Regions from separate parts of the Homo sapiens genome. Here all the other regions are linked to region 1. A link is a loop called in an ENCODE intact Hi-C map of the cell type or tissue named here. Cell type or tissue: PC-3. All regions are shown on one strand. Each heading gives the region's core, and the rest is flanking DNA. Links, peaks and the distances in the headings are about the cores only.

Evidence for each region. A loop is a pair of places that touch in the nucleus more often than their neighbours do. Peaks named below come from ENCODE experiments on the same cell type or tissue, not always from the same donor. Only the 100,000 strongest peaks of a DNase experiment are listed, where the experiment ranks them.
Region 2: a loop joins it to region 1, with 4 times the contacts of the local background. A loop is called at or near these places in 2 of 110 quality-filtered maps.
Region 3: a loop joins it to region 1, with 4 times the contacts of the local background. A loop is called at or near these places in 32 of 110 quality-filtered maps.

What each region holds. Positions count from the first base shown.
Region 1 is chr1:222,629,765-222,637,572 of GRCh38, forward strand. MIA3 (MIA SH3 domain ER export factor 3) reads left to right here. Exons shown (of 28, transcript NM_198551.4): 4 at 1-625; 5 at 2,401-2,562; 6 at 3,340-3,485. Among named protein-coding and RNA genes, the nearest start is that of MIA3, 16 kb to the left of the region's middle. In PC-3, for the core only: a CTCF peak has its summit at 4,842 (motif pointing left); a DNase peak (open chromatin) is centred at 4,857.
Region 2 is chr1:221,708,398-221,716,205 of GRCh38, forward strand. The region is part of intron 2 of DUSP10 (dual specificity phosphatase 10); the gene reads right to left. Among named protein-coding and RNA genes, the nearest start is that of DUSP10, 30 kb to the right of the region's middle. RefSeq lists enhancers at 3,955-4,134, 5,331-6,530, 7,092-7,621, 7,194-7,338 and a cis regulatory region at 7,261-7,272. In PC-3, for the core only: no CTCF peak of the experiment used is centred there; a DNase peak (open chromatin) is centred at 4,034; H3K27ac peaks cover 1,285 bases.
Region 3 is chr1:222,578,240-222,586,047 of GRCh38, forward strand. TAF1A (TATA-box binding protein associated factor, RNA polymerase I subunit A) reads right to left here. Exons shown (of 11, transcript NM_005681.4): 3 at 5,889-6,058; 4 at 1,520-1,633. Among named protein-coding and RNA genes, the nearest start is that of TAF1A-AS1, 7.8 kb to the right of the region's middle. RefSeq lists an enhancer at 4,107-4,246. In PC-3, for the core only: no CTCF peak of the experiment used is centred there; a DNase peak (open chromatin) is centred at 4,052; H3K4me3 peaks cover 771 bases; H3K27ac peaks cover 1,881 bases.

The sequences.
Region 1 (7,808 bases), core at 1,875-6,874:
GATTCTGATTATCTGAAGAACGACAACCCTGAGGAACATCTGAAGACCTCAGGGCTTGCAGGGGAGCCTGAGGGAGAACTCTCAAAAGAGGACCATGAGAACACAGAGAAGTACATGGGCACAGAAAGCCAGGGGTCTGCTGCTGCAGAACCTGAAGATGACTCGTTCCACTGGACTCCACATACAAGTGTAGAGCCAGGGCATAGTGACAAGAGGGAGGACTTACTTATCATAAGCAGCTTCTTTAAAGAACAACAGTCTTTGCAGCGGTTCCAGAAGTACTTTAATGTCCATGAGCTGGAAGCCTTGCTACAAGAAATGTCATCAAAACTGAAGTCAGCGCAGCAGGAGAGCCTGCCCTATAATATGGAAAAAGTCCTAGATAAGGTCTTCCGTGCTTCTGAGTCACAAATTCTGAGCATAGCAGAAAAAATGCTTGATACTCGTGTGGCTGAAAATAGAGATCTGGGAATGAACGAAAATAACATATTTGAAGAGGCTGCAGTGCTTGATGACATTCAAGACCTCATCTATTTTGTCAGGTACAAGCACTCCACAGCAGAGGAGACAGCCACACTGGTGATGGCACCACCTCTAGAGGAAGGCTTGGGTGGAGCAATGGAAGGTGAGATGCCTATGGCCTTGTAGAACAGGGCTGGAGAAGCAGGTGGGTGGGTCGCTGAGGTGCCTCCTATCTTGTGAAGCTCTGTTCAGTTTCCAATGTGCCTAAAGGAGAGGGACAACACAGGGAGGTCCACATGTTCCTTCCTGCCATCTTTCTTTTAGGCTGGAGCATGGAGAAGAATTTCTTGCCGTTTCCCTTAGAATAGTTGAGACTGGTTAGCATTTTCAAAAGGAAACTTTGTAAAAAGCTAAAGAGAAAGATATAAACCAGAAAGTAATATACAAAATACAAATGTCATGTAAAATTATGAAAGGGTTTTATTGAACACAATTTTTCAGTCGTCAGATAACTGCTCTGTAACCATGGATTGACTGGTATAACTTTTAGATCAATGCCTTGGCTAAATTCCTACGTTCTCCCCAATTTTATCTTTTGTGGATGGCTTGTTCTTCCTGTTTCTTGGGAGCACTTACTCCAGTTAAACCCTCCTGGGCCGTAAGGTTCTTGCATGCAGATTAATCAAGATTGGGACAGGGATGCCTTCGAATGCAGTGCTTGATGCGTGGAAGCCATTCAGTTGAATTAACCCCGAGCCAATATCCTGACATAAGCATTCTGATTCCTAGTTCCTTGTTCTATTCTCTGCATCCAGGCTTTTCTCTTTCTTTTCTTTTCTTTTCTTTCCCTTTGCCCACCTGCCCTTCCTTCCTTCCTTCCTCTTTCTTTTTTTCTTTTCTTTTTTTTTTTCTTAAGACAGGCTCTCACCCTGTCACCCAGGCTGGAGTACAGTGGCATGATCATAACTCATTGCAGCCTCCAACTCCTAGGCCCAAGCGAACCTCCCATCTCAGCCTCCTAAGTGGCTAGGACTACAGGCATGCATCACTGTGCCCAAATAATTTTTATTTATTGTAGAGACAGGGTCTTGGTATGTTGCCCAGGTTGATCTTGAACTCTTGGCCTCAAGTGACCCTCCTACTTTGGCCTCCCAAAGTACTGGGATTACAGGTGTGAGCTACCGCACCTGGTATATCCAGGCTTTTCAGACAGATGTATCTGAATTGAGAGTACCAAGGGGACAGGAAGCCACAGGAAAACGTATTACTCCAGAGTGCTAATTTTTCCTAAGAAATGGGGGAGGAGAACTTTTTTGCATTTAATTAAAACATATATTTTGGATAAGAAGGCAATATTCAGATGAATTTTCAGGGTAAAATATGAGGCTACAAGGAAATTCACCTTTGCTGTGGATCACATTGGACTGTCCCCTAAGCCTCTTAGGAGAGGAGATGGCTTCACTTTGTTTGACTCTTAGAGGTACTTTGAAAGTATTCGAAAGACATCTCAGCAAGCTGCCTTGGCGTGGAATGTCCCTGTCTGTACTAGTTCTGTGAGAAAGGCATGCTAGGGTATGCAAGAGTTCATGTTACTTCTCTGCAGAATAGATGTTTCACATTTCTGCTCTTGAGTGGAATTCTCATTTGCACATTTATTTGTGTGGGTGTAGGCTGATTTGCCAAGGAAAGATGTTACTGAAGTCCCTACCATAAATGTATTTATTTATGAAATACTCCTCTGTAGATTTTATTATGTAGATTAGTCATCCTTTAAATGGAATAAAAGAAACTGAAACTCTTATTTCCCTGCCCAGTTGTGCTCCATGGGATGCCCATGCATGGAGGTCAATGTTGAGGTGCCCTGGTGTGGTCAGTGGGATTAGCCTAACAGGTAGTGTCATCAAGCTGTGCTAGCCCAGTGTATTCTTCTCACCCTAGAGATGCAACCACTGCATGAAGATAATTTCTCACGAGAGAAGACAGCAGAACTTAATGTGCAGGTTCCTGAAGAACCCACCCACTTGGACCAACGTGTGATTGGGGACACTCATGCCTCAGAAGTGTCACAGAAGCCAAATACTGAGAAAGACCTGGACCCAGGTAAAGCCTGCTAATTTTTTTCTACAAAGTGGAGAAATCATAAAGAAGGCCTTCTAGGAGATTCATTGTCAAAGGCAGGAGCTAGAGACTTGTTAAATTCAAAGGAAAAAAGGATCCCAGAGCTAATTGAGAGAAAAGCAGGCGTCAAGACAGATGGAGATCAAAAATAGGAAAGACACCAGAGACTATAACTAACCTACAAACCAATGTTTGGCTGTCACTATCTTGTGTAAATTATTTCAATCTAAAATATTATTCTTAAAAGGCCTTATGCTCTAAAACAGTAGTTTTCAACCAGCCCAGCAGCATCAGAAACTCTGGGGGTGGAACCGGCAATCTGTGTTTAACAAGCCCTCCAGGAAAGACTGACCTGATGCAAATTACAGTTGGAGAACCACTGCTCTAAAACTCACAAATTCTGTTTTTCCTCTACTTTACCCCTCTCTTTCCAAATAAAATACAATGCAATGCAGTTCTTTTTTTTGATTTGCTATCTGGACATGGTAAGTAAAACTTCTTAAAATACAGTGAAGGGGTCCAAGTATGTTTATAGCATAAGCTCATAGGAGACAGTACAGAACACTGTAGTGTGTAATAGTCCAGGATAGACCGACACAAAGAGTATTTCACCACAGTGCACAGTAAACATCCAGTGAGAGATGAGAACGTTTACTTTCCAGGCACAGTGCCTAATATTTAGTGGATACTCAATAAGTATTTTTTAAAGAGAATTCTTATTCTAAAGCACAAAATGTCTATCTTTCCTCCCAATTCCAGGGCCAGTTACAACAGAAGACACTCCTATGGATGCTATTGATGCAAACAAGCAACCAGAGACAGCCGCCGAAGAGCCGGCAAGTGTCACACCTTTGGAAAACGCAATCCTTCTAATATATTCATTCATGTTTTATTTAACTAAGTCGGTAAGTTTAACATAGTTTTTTTTTAACTAAAATGTTGATTATTACAGTTTTTAAGTTGATTTTGAGCATGAGGTGAAGAACTTAAAATGTCTTTATGAACCTGACTCCTGATCCTTTGAAGAGAGACCCTGAAATGAGCCACAGGTGTGTGGCTTTAATGGGCTCTTAGTTCAGCACATGAGGAGGCTTTGCTGCATGCTGGAGCTGGGCACAAGCACACCTGTCAAACGTGGTTCTTCCTTTCAGGGACCTTTCAGTTTAGCCAGGAGAGAAAGACAGTCACTTGAAATGTAACATGATAATGGGCAGGAAGAGAAGTATTTACCTGATGGTAGAACAATCTGTGGCATAAATTGGTTCATCGTGGAGGGAGAGTGATAGGAAAGGCCAGAAATTCGCTGAGATATGCTTTAAGCAGATTCGAAAGAGATGGGAGCTTGACTTGGAGTTGTCAAATAGAAGGGCTAGGGGAAGGATGTGGGCAGGGGGGCGGGCAGCATGCAGTCAGGCAGAAGAAATAACACATTCAGAGAAATGGAGGCATGAAGAAAAGGTTATTTGGGGAAGCCAGGGAAGCGTGGGTAGTTGGTGTTTTTTCTTTTTCTTTTTTTTTTAAATTGAGACAGGGTCTTGCTCTGTTGCCCAGGCAGGAGTGCATTGGCGTGATCTCAGCTCACTGCAACCTCTGCCTCCTGGGCTCAGGCGATCCTCCTGCTTCAGTCTCCTGAGTAGCTGGGATCACAAGTGTGCACCACCATGCCTGGCTATTTTTTGTAGAGGTGGGGTTTTGTGATGTTGCCCAGGTTGGTCTCGAACTCCTGAGCCCATGGGAGCTGCCCACCTTGGCCTCCCAAAGTGCTGGGATTACAGGCGTGAGCCACCATTCCCGGCCAGTTGGTGTTGTTAAAGTGTGGAGTTAAAATTAGCTGGGCAGGGTGGTGCACACCTGTAATCCCATCTACTTGGGAGGCTGAGGCAGGAGAATAGCTTGAGCCCGGGAGGCAGAGGTTGCAATTAGCTGAGATCGTGCCACTGCATTCCAGCCTGAGCGACAGAGCAAGACCCTGCCTCAGAAAAAATAAAAATAAAAAAGTATGGAGTTAGGAGGGAGAAGGTCTGTTGGAGGGACTCAGGGAAAGTCAGAAAGGAAATTGTACACCATAGTGAGTGGTCAGACCATTGTTGGCAGAGATCCTTGGAAGATTTTAAGCAGGAAAGGGATTGTCAGGTCTGTTTCTTAGAAAGAGTCACTTATGGCAGAATATTTATTCAGATCTTTCTAAAGGGAGCCATGCTCCAAATGAGACATTTAATGTCTAGAAGCTTATCTAGGCTTTTTAGGACTTAGCTCCCCCTTGTGGTACTCGGTGGAATTGGACTTTTTTTCTTGGTAAATTAGAGGACTAAGCAAGCTCTTGAAGTTGGAGGCCAGGTTGCCCTTAGGGCTACAGAGAAAGTATGCTTCTCACCAAAGCCATTTCCTTTAGGTTCTGTTATTTCAAGACTCGAATAGGAAAGAGCGTTCTTGTTGTTTTTCTGTTAAAATCCATGGGTTTCAAGCCAAGATGATTTTATTTCAAATCCCAAAGCTATCGATTAGAAGTTTAGGGCAAATTACTAAACTTTGAACCTCAACTTTCTCATCTGAAAAATTTAGATAATACATACTCCAATTGTTGGTAAGAATTAAATGACATGATAATGTAAAATGTCTGGTGTAGCAACTGGCATTTTGTAAGATCTCATCCCTCACCTAATTCTCATTTGGATGGTCAGAGGGCATATAAAGACATTGAATACCTGAGGGTTTCAGGAGAAAGACCACCAGGATGGAAAACAAGTAGGAAAACCAAACCATTTTTCAGTATTATTCATGTTTGTTCTGGTGATAGCCACCTGGGTGAAGGTGTGTATTATCTTTGCAGTTGGAATAATGAAGTTTTCAGGGATTAAGACAGTCTCAGAATTCAGAATTTGGTTTTCAGAGTGAAATTATCACTTGAAAAATTTAACAGCCCCAGTTGTAGAAGGAATTCTTTATTCATTGTATTTCTAGATACGCACAGAGCCCTCTTCTAGGCCTGGGTTGGGGCATATAGGAGTGGTGTAGGATACGATCTGTGATCAGGGGATAACAGGGAATGACAGACATGAATGGCAAGATATAAGGGCGCAGTGTTATAAGATGCCGACTTGAGAGGGATTGTCAAAAGAGCATTTTGATGGCTAAATATGTACCAGAAATTGTGCTAGGAATACAAGATTCCAAGAGGTATAAAGTGTAATTCTGACTTTTGAAAGTCTTCAAAAAAAGTTTACCAAATACATGTGAAAATTGGAGAAAGTGGAGAATATAGGAAATAGTTTATGCAAAGTATCAAGTAGTTCATATAGATAATTGTTTCATAGGGTTTTGGAGTAATGGGGTGCTGACTTTATTGGGAAAACTATACCAGAGGTCAGACTCGTAGATCAATAATTGATGAATAGTTAGTGGAATCTTAGGGTTGGAAGAGACCTTAGAAGCTACTAGTCCAACTTCTCAGTAGTCACAGCAATTCCCTGTACTCTAACCCTGCCATTTTGGGACCTGTGCGTCACCGGTTCCTAGTGTAAGCCGCCTACCTTGCAAGGCTATACATTCCTTTGTTGCCTATTTCATTCTTATACTGACTCCAAATTTTCCTCCAGATGATTTCCTCTATAGAATCTAGTTTTCTTTTTACATAGTAATCCTTTAAATATTTGAAGTTATACTTTAATTTATTTTAGCATTTTATCCTGGAAAATTTCAAATATACAAAAGCAGAGAATCCGTGGGACCATCACCCAATAATTCCCAAAAGTGACTGTACCATTTTATACTTCCATCAGCAGTTAATGAAACTTCCATTTGACCACACCTTCCCTAACACTTGGTATTATCAGTCTTAAATTTTAGCCATTGTAGTGGGTATGCCTTTCTGGTTTTAATTGTAATTCCTGATGATTAATGATATTGAGCACTTTTTCACTGCTTATTGGCCATAGTTTTTTGTGTGTCAGTTCACTCTGACTAGCTGGAATTTAAATGTCTTGCAGCCCTGTGACAACTCTGGGAATTGTTTAGCTTACAGTTGTTCTTTTTTCCTTTAGTTATTCTTTGCCCATCCTCAAGGAATCTTACCCTACACAGGAGCTGTTTAGAATTCAGGCTGAGGCTGAAGGAGAGACCTCCTTGCATATTTCTGGAACTCTACTTGTTCCTAGTGTCCATCTTTTTTTTTTTTTTTTTTTTTTTTGAGATAGAGTCTTGCTCTGTTGCCCAGGCTAGAGTGCTGCGGTGCCATCTTGGCTCATTGCAACCTCCACCTCCCGGGTTCAAGCGATTCTCCTGCCTTAGCCTCCCAAGTAGCTGGGATTACAGGCACCCGCCACCACACCCGGCTAATTTTTGTATTTTTCAGTAGAGACAGGGTTTCATCATCTTGGCCAGGCTGGTCTCGAACTCCTGACCTCGTGATCCACCGGCCTCGGCCTTCCAAAGTGCTGGGATTACAGGTGTGAGCCACTGTGCCCAGCCCATAGTATCCATCTTTCTGGTACCTTTTCCTGCATATTTCAGATGCCTCAGTCTCCCCGAGCTTTAATCTCTGCCTCCTCTGCAAGATTGGTGTACTCTGCTTGGGTTCCCTATCCCTGCACTGAAGTCAAGAAAGTACCGCCAGGTAGAAAGCTGGGAGGTTGTAGAGCTCACCTATTTGTTTCTTTTCTCTCAGGGGTCACAATTGTGTGCTGCCTGTTGTTCTCTATATGAAAAACAGTTTTTAAATATCTTTTGTTTAGTTTGCTTGTTGCTTTCAGTGGGAGGGTGAGTCTCATACCAGTTACTGTCTATGGAGTTCTTTCTGTTATTATTGCAGTGCATTCATTGAAGAAACAGTTTTGTTTGGCTTCTAAGGTATATGATGGTCTAGATTTTGCTGACTACATCCCCCTGGTGTATTTTAACATTTTTCTCTGGTTCTTTATATTTCCTGGGAATTGATAGTTGCATCAGTAGTCAAATTCAGATTCAATTTTGTTTGTCAAGAATACTTAATAGGAGATGTTATGTACTTCCATCAGGAGGCATTTAACATCTGGGTGTCCCTCTTTTTTTAAAATTCTCTTTATATTGTTCCTCCTTCATTTAAAGGCTGGGGTATTTCTACAAAGAGAAACTTATGATCAAGTATTCTTTACACTGAGATTTGGCTTGTATAGTTAAGGCAGGGTAAATATTTGATTCTTTTTGTTTATTTAAACAGTTTTCAAAATAACGAGTTAGACAACTCATTCGTG
Region 2 (7,808 bases), core at 1,458-6,457, 920 kb before region 1:
GCTGGCTGTGTAAAAGAGAGAAATCATATTTTCCTTAAGGTATGGTTATGATCCAAAGAAAACTCAAAGGGCAATATTATGTTCACTTTACTCATTGAAAGTAAGAAGTCAAAACCTACCCTAGCTTTTTGAAAAGAAAAACAAGAGCTATATACGAATTTCAGTTGATTTCTAGAATTAACCTCTGCCCTTACATATGATAGTTTATTCTGCTAGGCAATTATGACAATAAAGTTTGAACCTGAAGAGATAATTCTGAAGTAGAAGAAAGAAAATATGGAAAATAACTTCACCAGTGAAGACTTAAAAAATAAATAAGATAAAAACTACCCATTGTCATCATCACAGCCTCCACAAAAGGGATTCTGAAGAGTTAAAATCTGCTCAGCTTCGCCTCCACAAAAACCCAAATTCCACACAGATTCTGTGATGGGAACCTAATTCACTTTTTTCTTCAAAAAAGGCAGTTGTTACATTTTTCCATATAAGATGAGAGGGAAGAACAATAAAACAAATTCAAAAGAAGGCTCTAAAAGCAGGGGAAAAACCTCTCTGTTCTTATTTAGGGTACTCAAGCTGTAATTTGTCTTAAAAGCAGCTAGTTTAAAAAAAAAAAAAAAAACCAACACATGCTAGAAAACCCCACACACAGAAAAAAGCAGCGTCCAGCTTTTTAAAATTCTGCCTCTACACCTCCTTTCTCAATGACATCAGCTGGAGGCTCCCCACCTGCCCAGTTGCCATAGCAGTTACACAAAGACATACAATGACATCAGTTGGCATGATATCAGCTCTTTGAGTGCAAACAATACAAGAAGAACTACTTTGTTTAAGGCCTTTGGTGCAACTGTGTTCTGGGGAGCCAATGATGTAATGCTAACAGGTGGCATGGGCCTTCCATTTGCCTAATGGGGGGAAAAAAACCCGTGGCGGAGTGGGGGGAGGAGGGAATTTGAGACAGACACACAGAATGCTCCAAATCACAGAGCATGCTTATGTGCAAAAGTATGGGTGCATTGTATGTTTAAGCCATGTAGGAACTCTGTTCTTATAATATTTGGAGGTGGGAGGGGTGGGGGTGGAGAGAAAAGGAGATATTACAATTTAAACATATAAGGTAAACAAGGAAATTCTCCTTGAGGGGTCTGAAGAAATAGTCTCCTGTTCAACTGCCACTCTGCTAATCAACTTGGGCATCAGTTTTCCATAAGGCTTATGCACAGCTCTGTACTGCAGTTAAAAACTCTCTCTGTGGACGGTGCTTAAAGTAAAAAACAACGAGTGGAAGCTCACAGTGGTGGCTTTTTCCAGAGAAGTCTGCAGGAAGGATTGTTTTCTTCTCTTGGGGAAGGGTTGAAATTGAAATCTGGAGGGGAGGGGGAAGAGTAAAGCTAATCTGGTTTTTCTTTTCCAGTTACTTTCCTCCGACCCTACCCCATCAAGTATCACCAGAGGCCAAAGTGACTGATCACTTAATGAGGAACCCTGATGATGTTATGTTTATTACTATTTAAGAATATTAGAACATGATAATTAACAAACAAAGCAGGAGCAGTGTAGCATGGAGGTTAAGAGCAAAGGTCAGAGACAAACCACACCTAGCTGCAGTTATGATTCTGCCTCCTAGCAGCTGTGAGACCCTGTGCAAGTCAGGTTCCCTCATTAAGCCTCAGTTTACCAATCTATTAAGTGGATGTAATATCATCTACCCATCAGGGTCATAGTTCAGGAAGCCTATGTAAAGGTTTTGATACACGACCAGGTATTCGATAAATAATGTCTTATTACCCCCAATATCATCACCTTTGTTCTAAATTCCAACAGATCTATGCACACGCATAGTCCATGAGAGCCCTAAGTGCAGTGCAGTGATTCAGAGAAGGAGTATTGAGGCTGGACTTCTTGGGTTTGAATCCCCAGCACAGCCAAACACTAGCTATGAGACCCTGGGCAGGTTTCTCACCTGTCTGTTCCTCAGTTTCCCTGTATACAAAACAGGGATAACAATAGTACCTACCTCACTGTACTGTTGTAATGATTAAAGTGGTTAATAAAGTACCTTAAAACAATGTCCAGCACATTGTAAGTGCTTTTTCTTTTCATCACTTTGGGAAACTACCATTTTAAAGATCTAAAAAAAAAAAAATCTGCTTAATATAAAGACTCTATATAAGTAAACTAATGTTCCTGAGTTTTTACTTTTAAAATTTTATTTAACAAAAAAGAATTAGGAACCAAGGTATCCGAGCAGTTTTAAAGTTTGCAAAACATACTTTTAACATAAAGAAAGCAACAGCTCCCTATTTTTCCTAAACAAATATATCTGATTTCACTTTGTTGGTCCTAGCTTTCCTAACAAACACTGTCTTTGCATTTCTGGTTTTTCCACAGAATTGGATTTTGAAAATAAAACTGTTCTTCCCTCCTTCTTCCTTTCCTCTAATTTCTACCAAGGTGGCTAACTTCCTTATGTGCACAAGAGCCTGCAGTTATTAGTGCGAACATATTGTAGCCATGAGCAACAATGCTGGGGTAGGGTGAGGCAAGGCGGGGTGGGGGGGCAGCAAACATTTTCAAAGCTTATGTCAAAAGTAGGTTCTCTGCCAAAATGAGTATGGTCAGTACATTGATTCTAAATGGCAGCAACAAAGAATACCTAGCACCCCTAAAGAACTATATGTGGAAATACTGCCTGCCAGTTTCTTCTAACACACGGTCAGTTCAGTGACAGTCCTACTGAAGCAATGGATTCTAGTTTTAGTGGGAAACTTCTCTTTATAGATGCATTTCAGCTCCTGTTGCTGTTTTGGCGACTGCAGTCCTAGAAACAGAAGAGTCCTCTGTAATGTGATTCAGAAGCAATGCGCTGGGTTGTGAGTTAAAGAAACCACATCCAAATGCAGAATCTATAAGCAAGAGATTTTTATACTCTAAAGGTGGACAGCCCTTTTTGGTCTTATGCTAAGCTAGAAAGTGAGCTGTTTCCAGAAATTTAAGGAACACTCTCACTGAAGGTCAGCAAACAGAAGTAATGTCCAAAGACCAGGGGGAGGGGTGTAGGCTAAAATTGGACTCTTCTACAGTTTGCTATAAGCATATTGATCACCCCTCTCTGTTGCCTAGTTTTTCTTACTGAGTAACCAGTCTTTTAAAGTAAAACAGTACCTTGATGATAGTGGTTAAGATCATAGACTGGAGCCAGATTGCTTGAGTTAAAACTCCTGACTCCTATCACTTACCTTGTAACCTTGAGCAAGTTATTGATGTCTCTGCATCTCAGTTTACATATCTGTGACTTGTAATATAATAATTTCTATCTCACAGAGCTCTCAATATGGATAAAATGCTACATGAGAGTTAGGTGTTTTATTATAAGTGGGAGAGACATTGCTGTAAGTTGCATACTATTTTGTTTATACCAGGAACAGATGGATGCTATGATATACTCCATGGAAACAGAACATCAGAGCCACTCAAGATTCTATAAGCACAAGAATCTGTGGAAGAACAAAGCCTGGATGAACTGGAGCTGATGTCAGGCTGCCAAGGCTGAAATCTTCTTCAAAGACAGGGTCAGAGTCACTTCATAAGTTTCAGGGCAGAATATCACCTATCTTAACAGGAGAAACATGTGGGGTGGTGGTGGGTACCAGCTCGATCCACAAAGATTATTTCTACTTCTTGTTTTCTATGAAATGTTCTTTATACTCCATAGATGTGATTGGGTATTTTACAGTAGGAATTGGGTATTTTACAGTAGGGTATTTTCAAGTTCAAGATGAAAATCATTCCTACTGTAAAATACCCAAGGAAGTATTACTTAAATTGTCTTAGGATCTTGCCCCCAGGGAACTTGTATTTCTTTCCCAAGAAGAGTAAAGGGAGGCCCTATCAAACAGAGGCAGAGAGAGTTGAATGGGAGTGCTGTCTCACTAGGTATAAGGTATGAAACAAGAGATAAAGAAGTATTTATCTTACTCAGGGGAAGAAAGAGATTTAGGAGGCTGACTATGAGTCAGAGAGAAGTCTTCTTATGATCACGTCATTTGACTGCTTCCCTCAAACCAGTGTGGTCTGGCTTACATGTGAGATGCCTTATGTTTGAAAAGACATAAACAAGGAAGTATCACAAGCTTAAAATACACACATATACATAAAACTTCAGATATACTCATATAACATAATGGGATCTTGAATCCCATTGAGTACCCATCCACATTATTTGGCTTGCTATATTATTAAGTCTTTTAGGAAGATATATCTAAAAATAAGTTAGTCCCTCCATTCATGGGTTTTTCCTGTGTGAAGGAGACACAGTTATCTACAGATATATCTTAAAAGCCAACTCTAGAAAAGACAGTGGATGATATATAAAGCAGCAAAAAAAAAAAAAAAAAAAAAAAGAGCTTTGCCTTGGATTTAGAATAGTGGGTCTGCCACATGCCAAGTGTGTGACTTTTTGAAAGTTATTGAAGTATTCTGGGCTATCTTTCCATAACTATAAAATAGGATACTACTACTTAGGTCTGTCGTAATGATTCAATGATTTTGTGTGTACAATAGCCATCCTGGTATTTTAAGAAGGCATTCAAACCCTGCAGCTATTTGAATGACTGTCAAATGGAGCAGCAAAGCTAACTAGCACTGGAGGTAGTCAGATGCAGGAAGATGACCAGAGACTACAGGGGTCAATGTCAGTGTTGCTAGAGATGAACTTTTGATGCTGGTACAGTTGCTTCAGAGCAGTAGGAAAAGGAGACCATCCTGCAGAGGCAACCCCATGCAAGGGCATCACCAGAGAGGGAGGACAAAGCAGGAGCCATGAGGACAGCCCACTGTAGCTCTGCTCTGCTAAAAGTGTACTCAGTGCTGTTAGCCTAGTCTACACTCCATCACTGCCGGAGGAAGTGGCATGCAGAGTGGGGGTTGGGGCTGGTGGTTAGTGTGGTCTCCCTTGAAAACCTCATTATATTTAGTTCTTTATGTCTACGATTTTCAGAAGCCTTGAAAAAAAAGACATTTTTTAGGCATATCGAATAGCCAAAAATACATTTCTGGTATATTCTCTAAAAATATATGCATACTTCTAGAAATTTTTGAAATGGACGTACAGAAAAGTTATCACACACACAACTTTTTCATACCTCAATTTCCTCAATAAGTTGAGGTGTTTACAGTTTTTCTCAGAGTCATTCTATAAAAACTTAGTTTCAACAACTTATTATATGTATACATGCAGCCTCATTCTACAACTATAACTGCATTATTAATACATATTCTTTTAAAATGTATTTTCCTTTCTGTGTATATCCAGATTAAGAGCTTTAATAGAATTTAGGTCCTTGGAGAGCAGGACTAGTCTTATTTAAATCCCTTTGTACACAGGAATTAGCCCCAAGTCACATGAAGACAGGTGACTGCTGATATGTTAGATACCAATAGGAGCTACAGGGAAAGAGGTATTGAGATAGGTGGTCAATTTCTTTTTGGAAATAATTTACAAAAACTTAATAAAATAAAAAGATCTTCCTGGTGTTTTCCTAGTGATAAATGATAGGCTGAAATCATTTCCAGAATAGCCCTCCCAAAACTATCTTCCAATAATAAAAGTTGTTCATTTTTATTTAGTTCATCTAACCAAGTAGTATTTAGTAATGTTTTAAGAGAAAAAAAAATTCTGAAAAGTTGATACCAGAATTTGCCTGAATTTTGAGTTAACAATAGTCTTTTCTTTGGATTGTCTGGACAAAACAACATAATATAGAATACTGAGGCTTACATGAAATAGACATTGCTTGAGTTGTCATCGTATAGTAACTTTGGTATCATAGTGATACAGGAGTTAAGAAGAAATTACTTAGGCAGATAGTGAGGGTACAGAAGTCCTCCGTAACGTTTTCCTTTTAATGAAAAGCAGCCCCAAATCATTTTCAACAGAGAGCAGCCTGTAAAGTTGAGCTGCAGACACAGACAAGCAAACTGAGAGCTCGCACGTGTGGATGCCAGCAGGAAAGAATTACCTGCGACTAGACATGTTCAAAATGGCGGCTCCATCTTCCCTTCTCTGCCGGCCACGTGTACAGTAAGGAGCAGACAAGATGGCGCCAGGCAAGGGGAGAGTTCATTTGCATAATAAGATTAGGGTGGGGTGACCAGCCTCCCCTGAGTGCTGTGTAAACCTCACACCTGATCAAACCAATCTGTGAGCCCTATGTAAATCAGATACTGCCTCCTCAAGCCAGACTATAAAATCTGGCACATCCACCACCAGTCGGCCTTTTTCCTCTGGGAAGTCACCTCTCTCTCACTAAAGAGCGAGCTGTTTTCCTTTCCCTTTCTTTTGCCTATTAAACCTCTGCTTCTAAACTCCTCTTGTGTGTCTATGTCCTAAATTTTCTTGGTGTGAGACAACGAACCCCGGTTATTTAACCCAGACAAGGTAGCCACTTCAATAGTTACTATTGTTTCTCTCAGATGATGTGCCATTCCCTCCCACCCCAACGTTAAAAAAAACCCAGCATTCCAGAAAGAAGCTAATACTTGACAATGACACTTACCAAGAACTAAAACAGTCACTTTCGCTACTTCCTAATCTTTGTATAATTAGCAGTGTGCTTTCTTCTCCATTTTTTGTTCCATATACTTCTACATTTTCCAGTCATTAACTTGTTTATTGGAGGGGTCTCTTGTCATTTTTCTTATATTTTCGAATATACTGTTTCCTTCCTTGTTTGATAAAACCTTTGCCATGCCCTCAATAGGAAGAATTTTAAAAAATTATTGCCCACATATTTACCTCAAAAAAGTAAACTGAGTCAGAAACATCCAATGATTTAGGAATTGTGATTTATGAAAATTGAAAATAAAGTTTAATTGGAGGCCTTCCAAGAAATGCTGACCCTGGAAAGTTTTTGTCAGAGCTTTAAAGATTCCCCTCTGCTCTCACCACCCTCCCCTCCTGGCTCAGAAGTTGCCTCAGGGCAGAATTGGTATAGAAAAGAGCTGGGGATTGGATTTCCGCCGGCTGGAGTAGCTCAGTCCACACAGAAAAGTCAGCCTCTGGTTCCTACCCCCTGAAGGGAGGTGCAGTTCTCTTGCCCCCCTCCTACCATTTCAACTTTAAGGCTTTAATGAATAACTAATGTTTGAGCTACCACAAGTTTAATTTGTGTGTATTTGAATAACACAGGCAGATTGTTTTGAGAGGATACCTCAGAAGTATGTAAATACAGCCTGTTTCTTTAAATCTGTTACCTCATTTATTTACATTAGAACAGAAAGCACTGCCAGAAGCAACAGCTGATGACAGTCATGTAATTTTCCACAAAGACAACAATTAAACAGCTTTGTGTTATTTTAATGAGCAGATGACTTTTATGTGAGCAGGATTTGAACTGTTAAGATCTCAAGAGTTCCCAGAGCCAGGAAGCCCCTCAGGTTTTGCAGAAGTCAGTGAGACTCTATGACTCTCTCTGGTTTCTTCCCCACCAGGGCCTTGGGTTTGGTCTCTATCTCTATCCCCTTTGCCCCCTTCTCCACTCTTCTCTCCCTCACCTCTCCTCCCCAACTCTTGCTCCTCTACCCTGATCCCTCCTCCCTCCCCTCCCCTCCCCTCTCCCTCTTCTCTCCCTGTCCCTGCCATCTCCCCTCTTCTACCCTTCTCTCCCTCTCCCTACACCTTCTCTGTCTCTCATAAATCCATCAGCAGTAGATGGGAAGAAAACATGAAAGAGAGACTTCTACCTGGAATACATTTTGATGCTTGAATTTCAAACGAATCCACAGAATATTTGTTAGACCTATTTTTA
Region 3 (7,808 bases), core at 1,458-6,457, 52 kb before region 1:
GGAAGACATTAAAGAGGAGAATAATGAGAACTACAATTAATCATATGGGTAGAGCCAAAGTACTGCAATAAGTTGTCAACTGGCCTCTCCATTCCTGCCTCCCTACAATCCATCTTTCAAGTGGCTACCAAAGAAATTTCATCTTGTTAGTCATTTGCATAAACTCCTTCAATGGCTCCCACTGACTACAGAATTAAAATCCAAGTTCCCTGGGTATGGCACACAGGGCCCAGCCTACTTCCCCCAACTTCTACCCAAGTGATTTTTAGAGTAACTAAATTATTGGATGTAGGGCTTTTAAACTCTTTATAACCCCCGCCATGCAGGGCTGCCCTTTCCCCTAATCTGCCTAGTGAATGGCCAATTGCTTTTGCAAACTTATCTCAAGTATCACTTTCATTCTTTTCCTGATTCCCCTACCCATTAAATCCCAACCCTCTCTAGTTCCAGAGAACTGGCCATTTTCTCCTTTATCTTCTCACCATTTGTTACATTTCTACTATGGTACCCATAACACTTCATTCCATTTACATGATCTTCCTCTACTATAAGAACCATGTCTAGCATATTGCCTGGTAAGCGGCAATAAGTGTTTTTAAAATTATTAACAACAAAAAAAATTGTATTATCTATCCTAATTATCACTCTCAGACTCTTATTGAGAAATGAGGTTCCCTTTCAGTTTCTTTACTTCAACTGAGTAGATTCTATGAGCCAAAAGGGACCTAACCAACAGTTTACTCTTCACACTCCCTCCCTAATTAAATGGCTATCCAGTTTAGACCTGAAAAAAGAGACGCAGAGCACACATCAGGGTAGGCCATTCCCATTTCCAATTGTTTAGTTAGAAAGCTTTTTCTTAAGTAGAACCGTAAACTGCCCCCATTTAATTTCCACTCACAGTATACCTGGTCTACCAGAGAACAAAATCGTAAGAGCATCTGGCACACAAATAGACACTCAAAACATTTTTTTAAAGCAAAGCATTTACAAACCTGTATTGAAAAAGTGCTCTTTGAGACAAAAACATAGAGAGGGAGATACAATATTTTGAAAATGTCTCAATCTTTTTGGATAAGACTTTTACAAAAGGATATATGAACTTGGAGGTGAAGATTCCACCTAAACATTAGAAGTATTAAAATATTTTCACGTATTTAAATTCCCAACTTGTTTAGCTCTTTCCTTTTCTAAACACCAACTCTAAGCTCAAGTGACTTCAGCAAACATTTTAGAATCTGGCCCATCATCATACCACTGCAATCTCTGAATAACTGGTTTTGGCAGCCAGAAGAAATATACAAAGAAAAGGAATTTTTAGTCAGAGAACACAGGAGGCGCCTGAAAATCAAGAAGTAAATGGTTCTCATAACGCTCTTTTCTTTCAGTTTCTCTTATTTATCCAGAATGTCTTATCCTTGTCCCACATTTTTTAGGTTAACTACCTTATCACTGACACAAGCAATTAGAAAAAAAAAAGAATACTGCAAGTGTAAATTCACAAAGCCCATATTCTCACCTTTAAATAATTCATGACGCCAATATTTTTCATCCGGTTAGCAAAAGTATTGAAACTCTCCATGTTGCTTTTGGGATGATAAAATAGAATTTCACTTCCGAGCTTCCAAATAATCTGTCAAAGCAGAAATTACTGCCAAAATGTAAAATTTTTGCCTTAACCAATTTCTGTCTAAGATATTGTTTTCCTGATTACAACATTAATAACCTGTGATTCCTTTTCCAGAGACCACTACCGTCAACATTTTACTCTACTTTGCCATGTAAAATTAATACTACTTCCTTATGTGATAGAATAGTTTTAACCTTTCAAATTTCTATTAAAATATCAGATAGTATAATAGCATCATTATTAATTTAGTAGTTTAAAGAAAGTAGACAGTTAAGATACATATTTAATATAAAATGTTTAATTGGTATGGAAGGAAGAATATTAAAGTCAGAAAATTTGGGTTCTAATAATATTGGCTTCTTCATTGGTCTCAGCCTCTTCTTCATCATCTGCAAAATGAGGGCAACAAACTACACATTTCCTGAGAGCCCATCAAATTCTACAACTATTGACTACATTTATTCTATATTTAGAATGCCAATTTAAGAATTTTGATTAGCTATGGACAAATCTTAATAAAAAAATATTTTATCCTCAGATCACCAAAACTTTGGCGGCAGAACTTGGAGCTCTTTTTTCATGAGAGCAAATCTCTATTTCGCTAACCTCAATTTAAAGTAATCAATAATACCAACTTCAAAGTAAATTAAACTGAACTGTAAATCAATTATTTCTATGAACATACATATTGGTTATATGTGGATACACACACTATCACTGCTATAGTTATATATGATACACATATTATCATTTGATATAAGGATCCTCATCTTCCCAACTCAGAGATATCAAGATTTCATTTGTAGAATATCACACTGTAGTATTTGGGAGCTTAAAGAAAACCTGGGTCTTGGATCACCTACCACCAGGGATGGGTAAATGCAGGGGGGGAAGAAAAGCAGGAAAAAAAAAAAAAAGAAAACTTTGAGATTATGATAGCTATTCTCACCACCAGTGTACACAGTAATTACATGGGACACCAGTTAAAAATAGGTATTCTGGGCCAGGCGCGGTGGCTCACACCTGTAATCCCAGGATTTTGGGAGGCCGAGGCGGGTGGATCACGAGGTCAGGAGAGTGAGACCATCCTGGCTAACACGGTGAAACCCCGTCTCTACTAAAAATACAAAAAATTAGCCAGGCGTCGTGGCGGGAGGCGGAGCTTGCAGCGAGCCAAGATCGTGCCACTGCACTCCAGCCTGGGTGACAAAGTGAGTGAGACTCCATCTCAAAAAATAAAAAAATACAAATAAAAGATACTCTGACTCAATAGACAGGGGTGGAGTAAAGGAATTTATACTTTGAATGAAAGCCCTAGGTGATCCAAAGAGAGCCAAAGAAGTGCTCAAAAACCACTGATCCAATTCCTTCATTTTACAAAACAAAATCTGGACAACAAGAGGCTGTAACATGTTCAATGTTTTACAGGAGTATGTAACTTAAGTCCATAAATTAAATTTTCAATGAATGGTTAAACTTTTTTTTCAGCTTCTCTTTTTTATTTTTTTTGCTCTAGAAGATAACTAATTGATGCAATGGTGACTGTGTTAGTAAAACCTATGAGACACTCATGTCAAGTTATTTGTGGGTAAACTGTCTTTTACTGAAGAAATTTAGCAGTATATGCCAGGCACTGTTTTAACCCTGCCCTGTGAAATTTACATTCTATGTAGAGAGACAAACAATAACCAAGAAATATAATTAAATTGTCAACTGTTAGAGGAAAAGAATGCAGCAGGACAAGGAGATCAGGAGTGCCATTCAGAAAGTGCAGGTTGCAGTTGGAGTAAGGCAATTGCAATTTTAAATAGTCAAAGTAGGCCTCAATGAAAAGGGGCCTTGAAGGAGGGTAGCTGCAGTGATAGCTGAAGAAAGAGCTTTCCAAGAACTGGTTAAGGCAAAGGCAATCAGTCAGGAATATGCCTGGCCCATTCAAGTAAGAACAAGGAGACCAGTGAGGATGGAAAAGAAAAAACAAGCAGGATAATACAGGTTGAGTATCCCTTATCTGAAATCGTTGGGACCAGAAATGTTTCAGACTTGAAATTGTTTCCGCTTTTTAAATATTTGTATATACATAATGAGACTGGGGATAGGACCAAAGGCTAAACATGAAATTCACTTATGTTTCATATACACCTATACATATAGCCTGAAGGTAATTTTATATAATATTCTTAAAATTTTGTGCATGAAACAAAATTTGTATACATTGAACCATTAGAAAGCAAAGGTGTCACTATCTCATGTCAGTAATGAAAAAGCTTTGAAGCATTCTGGTTTTCACATTTTTGAATTCGGAATGCTCCACCTGTTTCAGGAGATGAAGTCAGAGAGGTCAAACAAGGAAAGGAAGTGAGCACATCACATAGGAATTTATAGGCAATTATGACTTTGGCTTTTACTGAATGAAATGGAAAGCTATTACAGTGTTTTCAGCAGAGGAGTGACATGATCTGATATGTTTTAAAAAGCTCACTCTGAATCATTAGTCATTAGAGAAATGCAAATCATAACCAGGATGATGCCACTTCACAACCACAAGGATGACTATTATCAGTAAGACAGGACAATAACAAAATATTGGCAAGGATTAGAGAAATTAGAAGCCTCAGATATTGCTGGTGAGAATATAAATGGTATGGCCACTTTGGAAAACAGTCTGGCAGTTCCTCAAGAGGCTAAACATAGTGTTACCATATGACCAGCAATTCCACTCCCAGGTGTAGACCCAGGAGAAATTAAAACAAACGTCCACACAAAAACCTGTACACAAATGTTCGCAGAAGCATTATTTCCAATAACCGAAAAGCAAAAACAACCTAAGTGTCTAACAACTGATAAATGGACAAATAAAACATGGTATTTCCATATGACAGATTATTTGGCAATAAAAGTAATGAAGTACTTATACATGCTACAACATGGATAAACCATGAAAACATTATGCCAAGTGAAAGAAATCATTTACAAAAGGCCACATATTGTACAAAACCACTTATATGAAATGTCCAGAATAGAAAATAGATTAGGCTGGCCATAGTGGCTCACGCTTGCAATACCAGCACTTTGGGGAGGCCGAGGTGGACAGATCACTTGAGGCCAGGAGTTCAAGACCTGCCTGGCCAACAGAGTGAAACCCAGTCTCCACTAAAAATACAAAAAACTAGATAGGTGTGGTGGTGCATGCCTGCAATCCCAGCCACCCAAGAGGCTGAGGTACAAGAATCACTTGAACACAGGAGCTGGAGGTTGCAGTGAGCAGAGATCATGCCACTGCACTCCAGCCTGGGCAACAGAGCAAGACTCCGTTTCAAAAGAAAACAAAAAAAGAAAAAGAAAGTAATAGATTAGTGGCTGCCAGTGTCCGGCAGCTGTGAGGAGGAATGGGGAAGGACTGCAAGTGGGTACAGGGTTTTGGTTTCATGGGAGAAAAAAAAGGTTCTAAATTTAGAGTGTGGTAATGGTTGGTTGCACAACTCTGTAAATGTATGAAAATACATTGAATTGTACAATTTAAGTGGGTGATGGCGTATAAAAAACGTCTTGATAAAACGAAAAAAAAAAGGATCACTCTAGTTGGAAAAAGAGAACAACTCTTTCAAGAAGTTTTGCTGAAAGAGAGTAAAACAATGAAGTATAGTCTATGGGGGAAGTTTGGGTCAAGAGATGATTTTAAGATAGAATAGGCTGGGCATGGTGGCTCACACCTGTAATCCCAGCACTTTGGGAGGCCGAGGCAGGCGGATCACGAGGTCAAGAGATTGAGACCGTCCTGGCCAACCTGGTGAAACCCCGTCTCTACCAAAATACAAAAAATTAGCCGGGCGTGGTGGTACATGCCTGTAGTCCCAGCTACTCAGGAGGCTGAGGCAGGGGAATCACTTGAACCCAGGAGGTAAGAGATTGCAGTGAGCCGAGATCGCGCTACTTCACTCCAGCCTGGCGACAGAGCAAGACTCCGTCTCAAAAAAAAAAAAAAAAGATAGAATAACAAAATTTTTACATGATGATGGGAAACATCCATAAAGAGGGGGGAAAAGGAAGAATTATTGGAATGAACATTTTAGTCCCCTTTAAAATAAGAGGTAAAAAGAAGTGTGCAAAAAAGGTCCCAATACAAACTCTCCACTCAAAAGTAGTTTTAGTAGCTTTTAGCAAAATCACTGAGATTCTGTAAAAGCTACTGTAGGTGAAGCTGTAGGCATAAACTTCTGGGAATCTATCATTTCTTCCAGCAAACTCAAATTTTATTTACCTCAGGTGCAGCCTGCCTTTTGTAGCTATCTGAATCTTCCAAGGTCTGAAAATAACTGTACATGTATTCTGCAGCTTGCTGCCATTGGTGCTTCAGCAGAGCTTCTTGGATAAAACTTAAACAAGCACTTGTTGTCTGAGCAAAATCCTTCCTCCTTTTCCCTCCAATGGCTATAAAAACGAAAAAGAAGAGAGTTTTTATCCAAGTGGCTCCAGTTCAACTATTCAAAAAACTTACTTCTGATAAGAAGTTTTAACAAGTAAACAGTAGGCATTACTTGACCCAGCCCATTCCCAGTACCAAAGCCAGCTTCACTTGAAACAAACCCTTCTACATTATATTAATTATTTTTAGCAGATAAAAACATTTCTAATTTGATGTTTTGGGGCTACTAGAGTCACCAGATCCTTTAAATCTGATTCAATCATCCTTTCATCCTTGTACCAAATAATTTGCGGAGAATCTCTCAAACAGGCCCCCAAAAGCACAGTCCCAGGTATTTAGAATGGGTAAAATGTCAGGGTCATTCTAGGCAAACATGGTCTTTATTACCTACCCATGTTCTGCAAACCCCAAGTGGGCTTTTATTTTTTAAGGACCAAATTCCTAGTAACTCAATGATATTATATACAAATGAGATTAAAACAGTTGCAAAAATTAGCATTTATATCTCTAAAGTATTGGCAATCCCAATGTTAAGAACATTTGGGCTTAGATACAGTGCTATTATATGAATGACTAGTTACATTGCTACATCTTCTTATCTTCCCACGTAACTATGAGACCCCTCTAGTCCAGCTGGGTAATTGTACCCCAGTAAGTACACAAAGACCAACAGGTACTTTACAAAGATACTTTTAAAACAATTAACTTGCAGATATTTGATTTCCTTACATACTCTTTCCACAAGTTAATCTCCTAGACAGCTGTGCCTACATAGTCAAAGCTTCACAATCAAAATCATTACACACTATCTGAAGGTGAAAACACAGGTGTTGAAAAAGTAAATAACTCTAACATCTCCTTTTGCAAGTTAGGCAATTCCCAATTCTTTGCTCATCAAAACTGCAGAACAACGTAATTTTTTACAATAAATCATTATGCAATTTTTCATCAATAATTTAGAAAAAATTCACAGACCTGATACACGGCTATAATTAAACTCCATTCACTGCCATCTACTTACTTATGTGACTAAGGTTTCTCAGAATTTATGTCAATTAAAAAAAATAGCAGAATCAATGCTAAATGTTTTCTCATTCTAGAAATACATAAAAGTCACCCACAAATACATAAAAAATTGGGGAAAAGTTTTAGATAACTTTATTAAAAAAAAAAAAAAAAGAGTCTTGCTCTGTCACCCAGGCTGGACCGCACTAGCACAATCACAGCTCACCATAGCCTAGACCTCCTGGGTTCAAGTGATCCTTCCTTTTGGCCTCCCAAAGTGCTGGGATTATGAGCATGAGCCACCACACCTGGCCAACAACACGTTTAATACACGTTATATTGATCAGCTGTGTACAACTATTAATGATAGCAATGTCTCAACCTAGAAAAAGTTTTAATTCTTAAAACTTACAGGATATAAACAAAAAAAGTATAAATATTGATACATACTTTTATTGCAAGAAGTACAACAAAGAGGAACATAAAATGTCCATCTATTAAAAGCTTGTTCATAATTTTTTTTAAAATGAATAACGCAAGGTATTAAAACCCTATGCCATTCCTGTGCTATTTGGACTCCATCACATATAAAGTAATATATAGTCATTTAAAAATACCAACATGCTGGAAATTTTATCTCTTGCAAATATTAAACATACAATAAAATTTTTTCAGATGATTCCTTAAAACTATGCAAGGTAGTACTCAATTTTTCAGAAAAAACTAGGGGATACAAAAGTGAAAAGTTTG